Linked DNA regions of Homo sapiens: region 2 is linked to region 1. Evidence: read pairs that join two places in POLR2A ChIA-PET (ENCODE). Cell type or tissue: IMR-90. All regions are shown on one strand. Links, peaks and the distances in the headings refer to the core of each region. The heading gives the core; the rest is flanking DNA.

Region 1 (8,340 bases), core at 328-8,327:
ATTGATATTAGTTGCTCCAATTCCTTCTGTCTCACTTTCTCTTGAACCCATCATAGTCAGAATTTCACCCCCCTTACTTGACAGAAAATTGCTCTTGTCAAGGTGACCATGACCTGCCAGCTGCTAAATGCATGGTCAATTTGCATTCCCCTCTCATCTGATCTATCAGCAGCATTTAACCCAAGTGATCATCTGTCTTCTTTGAAACACTTTCTGTACTTGGCTCTTAGGATACTGTACCCCCTGGTTCTCCCTCTCCCTCCCAAGACCATTCCTTTTCTGTGATCTTTGCTGGTCCTACCTTATTTCCTCCCATTACTCCAGGGCTCCATTCTCTAAGTCTCTCCTCATCTTTCCTCTTTTCTATGCATTTGTCTCATGGCTTTAAATATTTACTATTTGTTGGCAACTCATATATTTATTTACCCCGCCTGAACGTCTTTCCTGAACTCCAATATCCTATGTCTAATTGCCTTCTTAACATCGCTACTTGGGTGATGAATAGGATCCCAAACTTGACATAGCCAAAACTGAACTCCTGAGCTCCTTCATCCCAAACCTACTTCCACCTTCTACTCAATCTCAGTAAACGGTGACTCTTTTCTTCCAGGTGCCCAGGCTAAGAACCTTAGAGATCTTTCTCTCACAATCCATATCTAATAATTCAGCAAAGCTGGTAGCTCTACCTTCAAATTTATACCCAGGGCCCAATCACTTCTTACCACCCTCACCACTCACCACCTTAGTTCATGTCACCGGCATCCTGGATTATTGTGGTAGTTTCCCAGTTGGCTTCAGTGCCTCTATCTTCGTCCATTGCTCTGGCTGTCTCCTCATCTGTTTTCAATATAGCAGCTAGAGTGATACTTTTAAAACATAGGCCAGATCTTGTCACACTTCAAGTGTGATACTTTATGCTCCAAAGATACCCATCCCACTCAGAGTAAAATCCTAAGGTCTTCACATATTCGACAGTTCCTAAATCTGGGCCACTGCGATTGCTCTGACCTTATCTCCTGCCACCCATCCCAACCCCCATCCCTGATCATTCCCCTCTTGCTACATTGTTGTCCTTTCTTCAGACACACCAAGCATTCTCCTATCACAGAGCCTTTGCATATGCTTTTCCTTTTGCCTGGAAAGCTTTTTCCTCATATATATTTTCATGGGTCACTTACCTTTTTTCAAGTCAAGTAGTTATTTGCAAGCAAAAGCATTCCCTGACCATCCTATCTAAAATGCTTATGTAACCATCACTACCCTGATCTCTTTATATCGCTTGACAATATAATCTCCATGAGTTTAAGAATCTTGTCCTTTTCCACTGGGGTACCCCTAAAACTTTAACAGACCCTCAGCCCATAGTTGGTGCTCAATAATATTTGTTGAATAAATGGATGAATCTATTCCTCCAGATGCAAAGATTCAACATGACAAAGCAGCTACTGTCAACAAACTCCTTAAAGATTACAGGATAGTGATACTTCTTTATTAAAGTAAACCATCCAAGCTTCAAAATGAGATTGCACATGCTGTTATTTCTGTTTCCGATGTAAAATATGATTTTTTTTTTTCTGTTGAAGATGAGGGATTTAAGTTTGGTGAACATTTCCAACCTAGGATTCTGCTAACGTGCTAATGTGCCAAGATGTCTTTTTATTATGATCAGCTAGATTCGACAAATATCGATGACTTCCCACTATATGCTGGGCTCTGCTTAGAAACGGAAATGCAGATTGCTTAGATCTGATTCTGCCCTCAGGATGCTTGAAGGCATTTAGGGATAAGAAATACAGACCTGATCTATGCTTTCAAAATTTAAAAATGTTGATAAATGGAAAAATGTGTCTATTCCTATCAAGAGAGTTTAGCCCAATGAGAACATTAATATCCTCAGGCAGATTATGTGTCAAACGTCCTCTAAAGGAAAGTGCCAGGGCAAGATAGGTTCATGTGTTTCCAAAGAGTGCAACATTAATAAACACCCTAAGAGAGGTGAAAACAAAGTGCTGTGTAAGCTCTGAAATGGGAAAAATCATGTCTTGGGGTGGGAGGTATGATGGATGGCTTTGTGAAAGAGACTATAGCTGACCTTGGCAGGTAGAGAAATAGGCAGTGACAGCAAGGAGGGCTTTCACGCAGAGAGAAGACCCTCATGAGCACAGGTGCATATGGGGAGACTCCAAGTCTTTTTTTTTTTTTTTTTTTTTTTTTTAGAAATGGTTGCAGCCAAGAGTGGGCAGAGCATGGGGCAGGAACAAGGCAGATGCTGGAAATAGGAATCGGGGGTAAAGCCAGCTTGTGTTTGGTAGTATTATTTGTTTTTTACTGTGGTTGTTTTCCAAAAATAACAGGATTGATAAACAGGGGCCCTGTTGTTTTGCAACACGTACCAAAAATGATATTGCCAATCTCATAATTCTTACTTGCTATGCAATGCCCATACAAAGGATTTTGGAATCCTCAAAGAGGATTAATTTATTTATAGCAACTTTTTGGTGTATTTCCATGTTTCTTTCAATCTTTGAAAATTGGTCATCCATGCAGCATCTACAAAGACTGTTTAGTAGCCACCTACCAGAACAAACTATAGTGCTCCTCTGATGGATAACAGAGTTTACTGTAAGTGCCTTTTCCTGATCATGATGGAATTTCCCCCGTTCTTTGCCTTTTCCCATAAAGCCCACATCTGCTGACCTCCAGGGTTTGATAAGCTCTCTGTCTCTCTCATTAGCTCAAGCAGCTCAAGCTCTGTCTGAACAGGATTCCAGTAAAAATGGTTACAGACTGAATAACGGTCTGTCTTTCCAACTAGCATGGGACTCAAATACTTAAAGGAACACAGCATTTTGGTAGTCAGACACAGTACATATACAGAGAACTATCATAAAACACTATAGCTCCAAACACAGACCATTATGACAAAATCAGGGACCTGCTCTCCTGAAAAAAAGATAACAGCTAACGTTTACCTGTATCTACAGTCCATTTTAATGTAATTTTATTATGACATGGATCACAAAACAAAAGTCGTTGAAGTCACAGACTCAAAGCATTTCAGAGCTGGGAGGCATTAGGGGTTATTTGTTTCAATTGTCCTGGTTTATAAATGAGGAAACTGAGGTCAGAAGAGATTACAGCTCAACAAAGGTCAGTTAAAGGCAGAACTTGAACACACCTGGGACTGCAATTCTTTCCACATGGGAAGGTAATCATCTTTCAGTGGCCTGCTGTGGGAAAATTTCTTTATTGGCTAGGCTTTGGCTCTCATGTTCTTTAAAGCTCTCTGGACCTCTCGTCCTTACTTTTGTAATACATCTTCACTGTCTTAGGAGGCCTGCGCATGAGATAGATGCTTTAACACCAGCTCAGGCTCCCAGGCTGCAGGGGAGCTCTGTGGGTGCAGGGAGGTTTTCTGTCTGTATTTTGGACTTTTGCATCATGCCTAGTGCCTTGTGGGAGCTCAACAACTCTTAGTTCTGTTCCTTTCTATTGCAGAATGTACTTGTTCAGTTGAATTGTGGTTGAGATAGAGGGTGGATATTTGATGGAGGGAGGTTGCAAGTGATCATGTCATCTACCAAGTATGAGAGAGTTGGAGAAAAAAGAAAAATCAGGAGGGGATGGGAGGCTAAAATGAAAAGACAAAGGGTGGGGGAAAAGTCGGAAAAAGACGACAATTGAAAGCACAAATCTAATTCCTGTTCAAATGCAAACAGGAGTCCAGAATGTGTCACATGTGTTCAGCCTGTGCAAGTGATTATGTAAATTAATTAAAAAGAAGGAGGGGAGGGGAACAGGGGTCCAAAAGGAAGTGCTCCCAAAGATTCCTGAGAATCCCATCCTTCCCCATCAGTGTTTGGAGAAGGATATGGATTCCATTTGTGCTGGCACTGTAAAAAAGAGGACGCCTTAGCCCTTAGTAGTCACAGGGAGGCAGCTCTCGCTGCAAAACCAGATGGGGTCTCATCACCCACACTATGCAGGTGGGGTCAACTTCCATGATATTAGCCCAGCAAACATCCAGGGGACTCAGCTCACTGCTGTTCTTTCATTTTCCTGTGGAAACCTTTCAAAAGTACTAATTCCGTGGTCAACCAAGCCAGAGCCTCAGGGAAGCCCAGATGCCCCACCTGCCTCTTGAGGGGCCCAGGCTGCTCGAACAGGCAGCAGTACCACTTCCCTTCCTCAGCTGCTGCACTGGAGGGAGTCGGAGAGCAGATCATCTTGGATACAAGCTGGTGGGGCTGCGGTGGCAGTCTCTGTTCAGGCTTTGTCGCTGCTTCCCAAGCAAGCCCCGTGGAACCTGGACAAGTTGGGGCTGGGGCCCAGACTCCAGGGATGCTTGAGGGTTGCACCCGTCAGAATCCCTGGCGCCAGGCCAGGCCAGGGCGGCCTGCTCCGTGAAGGAAATATTGAACATTCTGAGTCTTAAAGAGCAAACCTGGAACGGTTCCAAGATTACACTTAATACATCTGCTGGGAGCCACAGAGAAGGGAGACCGGGGGAATCTGCAAAAATAACACTTGCAGGGCCAGGAGAGCACACAGCATCAGCATGGCACAGGTTGTAAAAGTAACATCGTCCCTTACCTCTGGTAGCACTTATAGTTTCTGAAGCTCATTCATACACATGATCTTTTTGTTATTCTTTATGATTCTGAGAGGTAGGCAGGGAATATTGTTTTACGTAAGTTGCAGATTATGCATCTCTGTGCCTCATACAACACTTAACCTTGCAGGCTGTACAGTGAATAGTGAGTAAGTATGTGAGTGGATAAATGGACAAACTTCCACTTTACAGGGGAAGAAACTGACACAGAATTGTTGAATTCATTGAAAAGCACTCAACACCCTTGTGGGCACTCATGACATGCTAGGCACCATGCTAGGAAGACATGGTCCCCTCACTTTAGGTACTCATAGTCTAGGGAGTGAGAGGGTCAGAAACAAGTAACTAATAAGTAATTATGCAACTGGACACATGATCCATTTGAGGTGATTACGAGGGCTGTAGAAGACAGAAAGAGACAGACCGACTGCGGCAAGAGGATGTGAAAGTGACTTGTTCAATGGACTACAAAGTAGCATGAAAACTACTCTCCAGGTGTTCAGGCTCATGCTTTCTTTGTTTTACCTTTAGCTTGGCCAGGACAAGTCTCCTGTTTCTCTAGCCCCCACCCTCAGACTACCCTTGAATTGTTGCTATTTCATTCCTGAAGTTCTCCCTTTATCAGGAATTTATCTTTCAGCTTAGGGCTATATTAGCTTGTCTAAATTAAAATGTTCCATAGGAAGGATATTTATGTGAATCAGGGATAAGGAGATAAGCTTTCCTGGGGGTGGAGAGGGAATACACAAATGAGAGGCTTGAAGACTCTGGGCTCCCTAGGGGTTGGTGTGGGTGACTAGAGAGAGAGGAAATAAGAAGAAATAGAACAGGTGACTGGGGACTGTTAAAGGAAGCATCACCTTCACAATTTTGCTTTTTTTCCTCTAGAACATCCCTACATCAAATAAATATACCATGCATATGTACATACATACATGTGTGTACATATATACATGTATGTACATATATACATATGTATACATATAAACATACATACATGCATGCACTCTCATACACACACACACACACACACCAACATAGTCTTTAAACCTGTCACAAAAATGGGATATAAAGTTTTTACCAGCGCTTCTTACATGGAATAATTCTGTAGTGATATTTGCCTGATATTTGTGAGCATGAGGTTTCATATAGCTTAATAGCTGTAAGTTTCAAATTTTATTAAACTTCTGCCTTGTTCACAGTCTGATTTCTTTAAGGCCTTATCTAGTTGCCTTGAGCCGCAGGGGTTATTACCTTGGACATGTGCAAAGATATAAATTTCACCACATTAATTGAGGAGAAGTAATAAACTAATGTATAAAAATAGCAAAGAATTTTGATAATTTGTGTTCTCATGGAAGAAGAATAGCTCATAAAAATAATTATTACATGGTACATGTTTGCATTATTTACAAGGCACATGCATGCACTCCTATATACAAATGCTGTTGGGCATTTGGCTATAATCACCAGAAAGCTGGGTATTTCCAAATATCTACATGTGTGCTGACATCTAGTCCAAACTTCTGGGTTTTTGATTGACAAATGTGACTTTCAGCAGACCACTGAGGTTCAGGAGCCCACAATCTAGGTGTGACAGTCACCTCTTCTGGGAAGATTTCTGTGATTCTTCTGTCTGATTCATGGGCCCCTCTTTCAGGTCTCCTGAGTGCCGTACATGGGAATTGACTTGTCCGTCTCCTCCCCTGGGATGGGAGCATCTTCAGGGAAGTCATGGGCTCTTTTTTTTGCCTCTAGATATTTCCTGAATGAATGAATGAATGAATGAAGTGCCTAACATGCCTTCCTACACCCATGACCCTAGTGTGGTGCCTTGCACAGAGGAAAAAACACAATAAATATTGAATGAACATCTATGTTTGTGAGTAAAGAGATTCAGATCAGCTGTGTCACATTACATAGTCATTTTATTCAAATGTCTCAAAGCCTAAAATGTCATTTTTAAACTGCTTCTTCCAGCCCTAGGGAGAAAGTAGATACAAATCATGAAGACCGCTTGAGGCACCCAGAGAAGGGATATGCATTCCCCGGGTTCACTTGAGGAGTGAGGCGTTTGGACATCCCTCCCACCCCCACTTCTGTCCCCTCCTGCAAGTGTGTCCCCCTCTGCCTTTCTCTTCACATTATAAGTCGCCTGAGTATTTATATATTCTGGGGTCTCTCTATGTAAATCCACATTCCATAGATCCCAAAGCTTTTCTTCTGTTTCAGATCAAGAGGCTGAACAAGATATATGTTTTCTTTTCCTTTTGTAACCAGCAAATGGCTTTTTTATCGATCTACCCCTTCTAACATAAGGTTTGTCTTCATGTAGAGTTCGGAAGCCTGTTCTCTCTCTCTCTCTCTCTCTCTCTCTCTCTCTCTCTCTCTCTCTCTCCCTCTCTCTCTCTCCCTCTCTCCCCCTCTCTCTCTCTCTCTCTCTCTCTCTCTCTCTCTCTCTCTCTCGTAACCCCTTCCTTAAGTTCAGAGAGACTGTTTACTCGCCTCCACCTCTCTCTTCCCACAGTTTTATCTCATCTTAGCTCTGTTCATAAACCATCAGTTTCTCCAGTGTCTTGTGTTTCCTGCCTGCTGTGGCTGGAATTTTATGGGACTAATCAGGTTTTGCTTTCTTCACACCCCGTCTCTTCACCATCCATGCGGCCCTCTTGACTCTTATCCCCCTACCCTCACCTTCATGGTGCGTGGGCCTATTAAATGGTGTCCAGTCCAATTTCTGGCACCCAATAAATCTAAATTTTCAAGCTTGGGAAGCCGGGCTCACCCACTGGCACCCAGATAAATGAGTCCTCCGTGAGAAACCCACACTGGTCATTACTCAAGACTCTCCTAAAACCTCGACACAGGCTTCCTGCCTGAGAGACTCAAAGTGCCCCTTGACTCCCTTACCTTCTGGAAAAGAAAATGTTCCCCCACCCCATCACAGGGACTGAAGTCATCTCCAGCTCTCCCCGCTCCAGACCGATGCTCAAAGCGGCTGGAGCCCCCGACTCTTGGCCCCCAGCCGGCCCCCACGTCATTGCCCACTGCAACGTCTTTGAAATGAGACTTAATATCCAGCACACGCGCGTGCACTGTTCAGCTCGCAGGGGCTCCGAGCATGGAGCTGAACAAAGAACCTCCGTGCAGAGGTTTCATTGTTCGCAAAAAGCACTACCAATGAGGGCTTTTCTCCCAGTGGTGAATCTCTCGCCCTTTTGGCGGAGGGTACTGTTTCAACACCCTAAATCTAGCTCTTCCATCTGATTGACAGCAGCCCTAAAATTGTCCAGGTGTGAGGAAGAGGATTGTCGGGGTTGAGGGCCTTTGAGATCAGGTTAGCTTTCTAGAAAACTGGTGGGTAGGAGGGTCCAAGAGCCAGGACTCCTGGGAGGAAACCGGGGTCAGGGTCTGTGTTTCATTCAGAGAGGGGAGACCTGGAGAGCATGATATGCTCTTGGGAAGTTGGAGACTATTTGTATTTACTTATTTGTTATTTTGACTTGTGAAATTATCCCCTTTCACTCTGTCAGGCTTCTGAGTCTGCACAATAAAAATTAATTACAATGAATTAGAACCTTTATAAACCACCCTTAATAGAACAGCGGCTCAGAGACAGCCCCTCCTCTGGCTTCTCGGCGGTCTACAGTTTAAAATTCGATCAGGAAATAATACTTCAAGAAGACAAATGTCTCTAAAATAAAGTATCTGTTTTTGGCTTTTATGGA
Region 2 (8,340 bases), core at 159-8,158, 280 kb after region 1:
AGTCAAAGATTAAAAAGGCATGTCTCCTACTGTACTCATAGTCCAGTAAGAAAGAGACAACTGCAGACAAAGGTCCCCGTGCAAAGTGTGATGGTAACTTTCATGAGGTGCCCTATTGGAGTGTGGTGGAAGAAACAACTAATTTAGTATAGAGAAGTCAGCAATGACTTCCCCAAAGGAGTTTATATTTGAGCATGGTTTTAAAAATGGATGCAAAGATTAGAAGTTTATCAGACAGACAAATTGGAAGAAAAATATTAGGTAGAATGCAAAGAAGCCAAGGCATGCTTGAAAACATGAAAAAGCATCACGGGCTCTTAAATTGGTGCATAGTCTGTATGATTGGATTGTCGAGTTTATAAAGTGAAGAGAAGCTGCAGATGAGGCTGGGACGACAGGCGTGATTAAAGCATCCAAACTGTACTCTTGTAAGTAACCAGGAACCAAGTAAGATCTTAACAGATCAGAGTGATTTGAATTAGATGTTCTATTTTGTGTCTAGATACAGTGAGGTGTCCATACTAATCAACCCTTTGAATAATTATTCAGATCTGGTTGTATTGGTCTAAATAATTTAGCCAGTTGCATTTTTCTTTCTCAGTGCTCAGTTGTTTGGCACTGCATATGCCAGCCATGCAGATGACGGGCTGAAAGGTTTGGTTTACGTGCAGATGTTTTCAATGTTGTGTAGACAATCACAAACACTGAAAGAAAAAATATTCCAAGGGGGTGAAAGTCCCTTTACCATGCTTTCCAAATACATCATCATTGATGGTATCACTAATAGCAATTCAGCTTTGTTTAAACACAGTTATTAATATCAGATGACCATCTGTTTTCCGCTACAGTATATATATCATACAAACCTTTCCATGGAGCCTATGGACTGTTCTCTATTGCATAGACAAATAAAGCTCAATAAATAACCATAAAAATAAAAACATATTGATGCAGTTGTACATTCTCTTCTTGATTAATTCTGTGTGTGTATATACCCAAGGTCTAGACATACACAATCTGGCTTTCTCTGTGAAAAAATAAATCAATAAGTGCTTTTCCCCCTTCACTAATCCTATCCTGAATTGCCTGTCAACTTCCACTTACACTCACATAAAAAAATGATGTTTCATTTTGCTTTCGAATGATATACAGAGTCTCCTTTTTCCTTATTTTTATTTGGGGTTTATTTGTCCTTGAATTGTATGGCTGCACTTGATGTCATGATTTAAATGTGGTCTAAGGCAAGATCTTTCACTCAACAGCCCATAGGAATTCGAAAATAATGAGAATGGAATTTTCTAGTAAACAAATGCTGACAAACATGCCACTTAGATGTAATAAGCACAGAAAAATCACATTCGTTGGCTACGAGGGAGAGAGCTCGGGAAACAGAAGAAAATTTGTCCATGTTCATTTAAAAAATAATGTGACTCCACCATGAATTTTTCAAGATCTGAGCATGAAGAGGCCTGTACGTTCGTTTAATTAACACATTTAAAGGATGAAGTGACAAATAGAAGGATTTTCAGAGGAAAACAATCAAGAAAGTGGAGGTATTAGAAGCTATATTTTATGAGGAGAAGTAGAAAGATCCAGGAAGCTTTCACCTAGAGAGAATCATCAATCACGGAAATCTCCACAGATGGGTCCCCAAACTCACTAAGTTATGTGGGATAAAAGGATTTCACTTACTGTGCATATCTTTAAAAGGAAGCATGGCTGGAAGAAACAGAGATAAATATTGCTCCAATACAAGGAGAAACCTTCGAACACTCAGAGCCATCCGTATAATGGGTAAGCTGAGGAAGCAAAGGGTTTTGTATATACAGAAGTGTTCAAGCAGATGTTGGAGCACCATGAAGCAGGAATGCAGTAATTCAAGAATTAGAAGGGTTCTTAGGTTTCTAGAGATCCCAAGTTGTAATTCGAACTCATCTCAATCTACTGATTTTCCTTGGGTTCAGCCTATTATGAACTACAGTGCTTTCTCTCCTGCTATGGTTGAATGTTTGTGTCCCCTCCAAAATTCTTATGTTGGAACTTAAGCCCTAAGGTGATATTATTAAGAAGTGGGACCTTCAGGAGGTAATTAGGTCATGAGAGCTCTGTCTTCATGAATGGGATTAACAACTTTATGAAAAGGCTAGAGGAAATTAGCTAGGCTCTTTTTTCCTTTCTATCCCTTCTGCCTTGTGAAGAAACGGTGTTTGTCCTCTACAAAGGATGCAGCGTTCAAGGCAGCAGGACCTCACCAGACAGCAAACCTGTGGTGCCTGATCTTGGACTTCCTAGTCTGCAGAACTGTGAGAAACAAATTTCTGTTAATTACCTTCTCTCAGGCATTTTTTGACAGCATCTCAAGCAAACTAAGATGTCTCTTCAGCATCAGTCTGACTGCTGCCGCTCCTGATTTCGTCAAGCCTGAGTCAGACCTCAGTTCTGGACATCACAGTTATTTTAAAGTAACAGCCTTTTCCTAGATGATGATATTTGGTTGTTTTTGTTTTGATTTGTTTTTTTTCAGTCATAGCTAGTAATCTCACATCGACTTCTGACTGATGCTCTCATTTGAAGATTTGACTTTAGCATTCTTAATCTTGAACTCTATCATAGAGAGAAACAAAAAGAAAGACCTCAACCCTTCCTTGTACAGGGTCATTTCAGAACATTAAAAGATTTGAAACTCCGTCTCTACTAAAAATACAAAAATTAGCTGGGTGTGGTGGGGCTAGCCTATAATCCCAGCTACTCGGGAGGCTGAGGCACGAGAATGGCTTGAACCTGGGAAGCAGAGATTGCAGTGAGCTGAGATTGCGCCACTGCACTCCAGCCTGGGCGACAGAGTGAGACTCAGTTTCAAAAAAAAAATTAAAAAAAATCACACACACACCAAAAAAAAATCACAAAAAAAAAACTCCTTTTTTTTTTTTTTAAAAAAAAGATTGGCATCAAAAAGAGTTATAGAGATGAATGGTGGTGATGTTTGCACATTATGAATGTATTTAGAACAACTGAATTGTACATTTAAAAATGGTTAAGGTAATAAATTTTATGTTATGTGTATTTTACAATTCAAAAATTAGAAGAGGAAATAAAAGGTATAGTATGGGATTTTCGCATAGGCAATAATGCAGTTTATGATTTGAATTGGTCCATTCTTACTACTTTTCAAAGTGACCACTATTTTACTTGAGTGTTTTTCTTTCTAAAATCCTTGGGTCATTTTTACACATTTTAGTCTCATGCCATAAATCTGAAGCCAACCAAGACTGTATAGAGAATTGGGGAAACCTTCAAAGTTCTGGTGTCGCTCATTGATCTCTTGGGTAATTCAGTCCATTAACTAGTGGCTCATGTCATCTATAGACTATTACTCCCCTCAAGGCTCCTAGATTATTAACCAATACTGGAAAAAGGTTTTGGGGCCAGCTTACATGCCTCTCTGACTTGTCTGCTTTGGAATTTCCCTGTAAGTCCCTAGATTTTAGTACATGAGTTATCTCCCAAAAACAAACTTCCTTGTCAAGAAAAGGAAGCTTAAACAGGCGTCAAACGCATTCATGACACTCAGCAGTTTGATGAATGGAGAGTAAATGAATCATAGGCTTATGAATTACATGACTTTCTATGTACTCACATGTCTCAACAGGAAGGGGTGACAAGTTGGAAGCTTCATTCTTGATTCTTGAAAACCAAACTTATCTGAACATGCCATCTGAGCCCGTTTAAGGTTAACATGTCCTTGTTTCTAATGCTGACTGCTACCTTTTGTGGCCTTTAATTACTAAAATCTTTACAAATTTCTAGGAAATTCACATTGGGGCTGATGGGGGTGAAAAATAAATGACTTCTGAACGTCCTTTCAAGTCAAACAATCTATTATTCTTTTTTTTTTACTTAGGTAAGCCATACTGATTCCATAGAACAAGTCTGCTAGATCATAGCCTTACTACATGCAAGGGGAAAGCTCATTACCTGTTGGTAAAAGAAAAAGAAATCAAGCAAAGAGTTCTTTTTCTTTTTCTATTTTTTTTCTTTTCTTTTCTTTTTTTTTTTTTTTTTTTTGAGATGGAGTTTCACTCTTGTTGCCCTGACTGGAGTGCAATGGCGTGATCTTGGCTCACTGCAACCTCTATCTCCCGGGTTCAAGTGATTCTCCTGCCTCAACCTCCCGAGTAGCTGGGATTACAGATGGCCACCACCACGCCCCACTAATTTTTTGTATTTTTAGTAAAGACAGGGTTTCACTATGTTGGCCTGGTTGGTCTCGAACTCCCGACCTCAGACAATCCACCCACCTCGGCCTCCCAAAATGCTGGGATTACAGGTGTGAACCACCACACCTGGCCAAAGAGTTATTTTTCTTTGGAGACCTGGACAATACTGATTCTCTTAGCATGCATTTATTGAAGAACTAATGTGCGCCAAGCACTCAAGCTACAGCCTTTCCTCTAAAGGAGCTCCCAGTGTGGTGGGAAAGGGCCACAAGGGAGCAGGTAATGTTAACACACTATGAGAAACTAAGACAGGAATATGCACAGTGTACTCTGGGAACACAGGGGAGGGGACTCTAACCCCAAGGAGGGGTGGAAGAAGGCTGGGAAGCACTCCTAGTGGCATTGATGCTCAGGTCAAAGATGGAAGGATAAGTAAGACAGGAAGAGAAGAAGGGTGGAGATGCTGGGAGTTTGGAGAGAGTTTAGTGTGAATGTCACTTGGGGTTTCAGTTTCCAGTTGGGAATTCGGTGGGCAAGCCAAGGCTGGCAAACCAGGCCGGGGCTGGCTCATGAAAGGCCTTGGATGCCAGGTTAAGAACAGCAGATTAGGTACTGGCTTTAGTTCACATTTGGTTTCTGCTGTTATTGCTGTATCTGAGCTTGAATGCTGTTAGCATCTGGTTTAGCCACATGTCCTCAAAGAGCGTGTTTTCCTTTCACCTGCGTGTTTCTCTTAAAAATAATTTATCCTACAGGAAATAGGAGGAGGAGAGGGAGTAGGTGGGGATTTACTACTTAGTCTTAAGCCCTGGTAGAAACATTTTGACTTTTTATTCCACAGTTCTCGTTCAACGTTGGTTCAGCCCTCTGCATTCCTGGGCCTCGGTTTCTCATCTGGCAATTGAGATCACTGTGCTCTGTCTCAGACGTGCTGTGCGTCATTTGGAGAAAAGTTGTTATTTGACTACAAATGCTCTCAAGTTCCTAATCAGATTGTATGAATAATTCACAGACAACATCATCCAGGGATAAATTATATTTGGAACTTTTATGTTGACCATTTCTCAAGCCAGACTGCTGTGATTCATAACAACCTTTGGTGACGTTTTCTAAGAGGTAAAGAAAAGTAAACACAAAGAGTTCTTTTTAAAGATGAGGAAAGAATTAAGGAATAAAACAGTATCGGGGAACTGGAGAGACAGACCAAAAATACAGTGGGGGATTTTATATGTTTAAGAGTCATTAATACAAACAAAAAAAAGTCCAAATTATAGATACAGAGCAAGACTTTTTTAACACCTCCCACCCCAGTCCCTGGTTACCATCATTTCTATTCTCTGCATCTATGATTTCAACTCTTCTAGGTTCCATATATAAATGAGCACATGTGGTGTTTGTCTTTCTGTGGCTGGATTATTTCACTTAGCATTATGCTCTCCAGGTTCATTCACATTGTTACAAATGACCGAATTTCCTTATTTTTAAAGGTTGAATAGTATTCCGTTGTGTATATGTACCGCATTTTCTTTATCCATTCATCCATTAATGGATACTTAAGTTGATGCCATAGCCTGGCTACAGTGAATAATGCTGCAATAAACATGTGAGTGTAGCTATCTCTTTGACTTACTGATTTCACTTCCTTTGGATATATATCCAAAAGCAAAAATGCTGGATCATAGGGTAGTTTTATGTTTAATTTTCTGAGGAATCTCCATATTGTTTTCCACAATGGCTGTACTAATTTGCATTCCCACCAAGAGGAAGGCTTTTATTTGGGATCTGATACCATTAAGTTTTATTTTGTTTTATTTTATTTTATTTTATTTTATTTTATTTTATTTTATTTTATTTTATTTTATTTTAATTTTTGAGACGGAGTCTCGCTCTGTCACCCAGGCTGGAGTGCAGTGGTGCAATCTCGGCTCACTGCAAGCTCCGCCTCCCGGGTTCACGCCATTCTCCTGCCTCAGCCTCCCGAGTAGCTGGGACTACAGGCGCCGCCACCATGCCAGGCTAATTTTTCGTATTTTTTAGTAGAGACGGGGTTTCACCGTGTTAGCCAGGATGGTCTCGATCTCTGGACCTTGTGATCTGCCCGCCTCGGCCTCCCAAAGTGCTGGGATTACAAGCGTGAGCCACTGCGCCCGGCCCCATTAAATTTTAAACATTAAGCTGTGACAGATTTAGTAACATGGACAAGGACCCGTAGCTTGTGCATGACTGAGCAGGGATTCGTAACTAAGTCTTTCTGGCTTCAGAGGTCTTCAAAATTCTGCCTTGGTGCCTCTACTCATTGCCTCAGTGATTGATTCTCAAATAAGGACACGGTTTGGGATAAGGGTACAAAGACTTTGCCATACATGGGATTTTGTAAACGGTATCTGGGAAGTGAAGTCAGTAATTCTGGGGAAATCACAACTTTCCCAGGCCTTTCCACGGGGCATGAAAGCCACTACTTTAGTAAGATGTCCTGAGCATTGGTCTCCTGGTAAATCCATCTCAGCCCTGCAGTCACTTCCCATGGGCCCTAAGTACTGCAGGAAAAATCTGACTCATAGCAGCACTTCTTGTAACACATTCTGGCTTTGTGATTAAATTTTCCTTCTTTATTTTTTGAGTGTAGAAGCAGATAAAGAAGAGAAGAGATGAGTCTTATTCAGCTGATGTTTAAGAGAAGGTCCAATTATACCTCAAAAGAAGCACTTGCATAATAAAAAAGATTATTCCCATTTTACAGAAAACCTGAAGAAGTCATATCAAGGACTTGTTTAACTATTTAGTAAGAGCTGTTATCAGAGCAAAAACAAAAATAGAAGGGCTGTTTAGATGGTGAGGAAAATTGTGCACATACAAAAGCCTAAGGGTTCTTTTCTTCTCTTATTTATTTATTTATTTTATTTATTTTTTTTCGAGATGGGGTCTCGCTCTGTCACCCAGGCTGGAGTGCAGTGGCATGATCTTGGTTCACTGCAACTTCTGCCTCAGGGTTCAAGCAATTCTCCTGTCTCAGCCTCCTGAGTAGCTGGGATTACAGGTGCCTGCCAGCACGCTTGGCTAATTTTTGTATTTTTAGTAGCGATGGGGTTTCACGATGTTGGCCAGGCTTGTCTCAAACCCTTGACCTCAAGTAATCTGTCCACCTTGGCCTCCCAAAGTGCTGGGATTACAGACGTGAGCCACTCACCATGCCCGGCCTCTTCTCTTTTTTTAAAAAAAAATTTTGGACTGCGCACTGTGCCTCACGCCTGTAATCCCAGCACTTTGGAAGGCCGAGGCGGGCGGATCACGAGGTCAGGAGTTCAAGACCAGCCTGGCCAACATTGTGAAATCCCATCTCTATTAAAAATACAAAAATTAGCCGGGCGTGGTGCAGACGCGTGTAATCCCAGCTACTCGGGAGGCTGAGGCAGGAGAATCACTCGAACCTGGGATGCGAAAGTTGCAGTGAGCCGAGATCGCGCCATTGCACTCCAGTGTGGGGGACAAGAGCGAGACTTCTTCTCAAAAAAAACAAAAAGACAAAAAAACAAAAACAAAATTGTGGTAAAAGATGCATAGCATAAAATGTATCATCTTAACCATTTTTGAGTGTATGGTTCAGTAGCATTAAATACATTCCCATTGTTGTGCAACCATCACCACTATTCATCTCCAGAACTCTTTTCATTTTGCAAAACTGAAACTGAATCCCCATTAAACACTAACTCCTCATTCCTTCCATCCCCGGTCCCTGGAACCCACCTTTGTACCTTCTGTCTTTGTGAATTTGACCACAGTAAGTACCTCCTATACGTGGACTCATAGAGCATTTGTCTTTTTTGTAACTGGCTTATTTAACTTAGCATAATGTCTTCAAGATTCATGCATGTTGTAGCATATGTCAGAATTTCCTTCCTTTAAAAGGCTGAATGGTATTCCATTGTATGTATATACCACATTTCATTTGTCCATTCATTAGTTTCTTCTTTGTTGTAGTTCATCTGAAAAATGCTGGCAATCTGCATTTGAGTATTTGAATGTCAAATTGGCTTGAAGGAATAGAGGTGACAGATAATACATCCCTGTGTTTTTCCAAGTTTGTTTCTTTGTCTTTGTACTTATCTGACAGCCATGGCAGAGA

Evidence for each region. Peaks named below come from ENCODE experiments on the same cell type or tissue, not always from the same donor. Only the 100,000 strongest peaks of a DNase experiment are listed, where the experiment ranks them.
Region 2: POLR2A ChIA-PET joins it to region 1 with 10 read pairs; 2 of 35 experiments call an interaction of 5 or more read pairs at or near these places.

Annotation. Positions count from the first base shown.
Region 1 is chr11:121,758,692-121,767,031 of GRCh38, forward strand. No RefSeq gene overlaps it. Among named protein-coding and RNA genes, the nearest start is that of SORL1-AS1, 310 kb to the left of the region's middle. In IMR-90, for the core only: no CTCF peak of the experiment used is centred there; no DNase peak of the experiment used is centred there; H3K27me3 peaks cover 150 bases.
Region 2 is chr11:122,041,857-122,050,196 of GRCh38, forward strand. It overlaps a transcript of MIR100HG not described here. Among named protein-coding and RNA genes, the nearest start is that of MIR125B1, 54 kb to the right of the region's middle. In IMR-90, for the core only: no CTCF peak of the experiment used is centred there; DNase peaks (open chromatin) are centred at 3,565, 5,185 and 6,755; H3K27ac peaks cover 2,530 bases.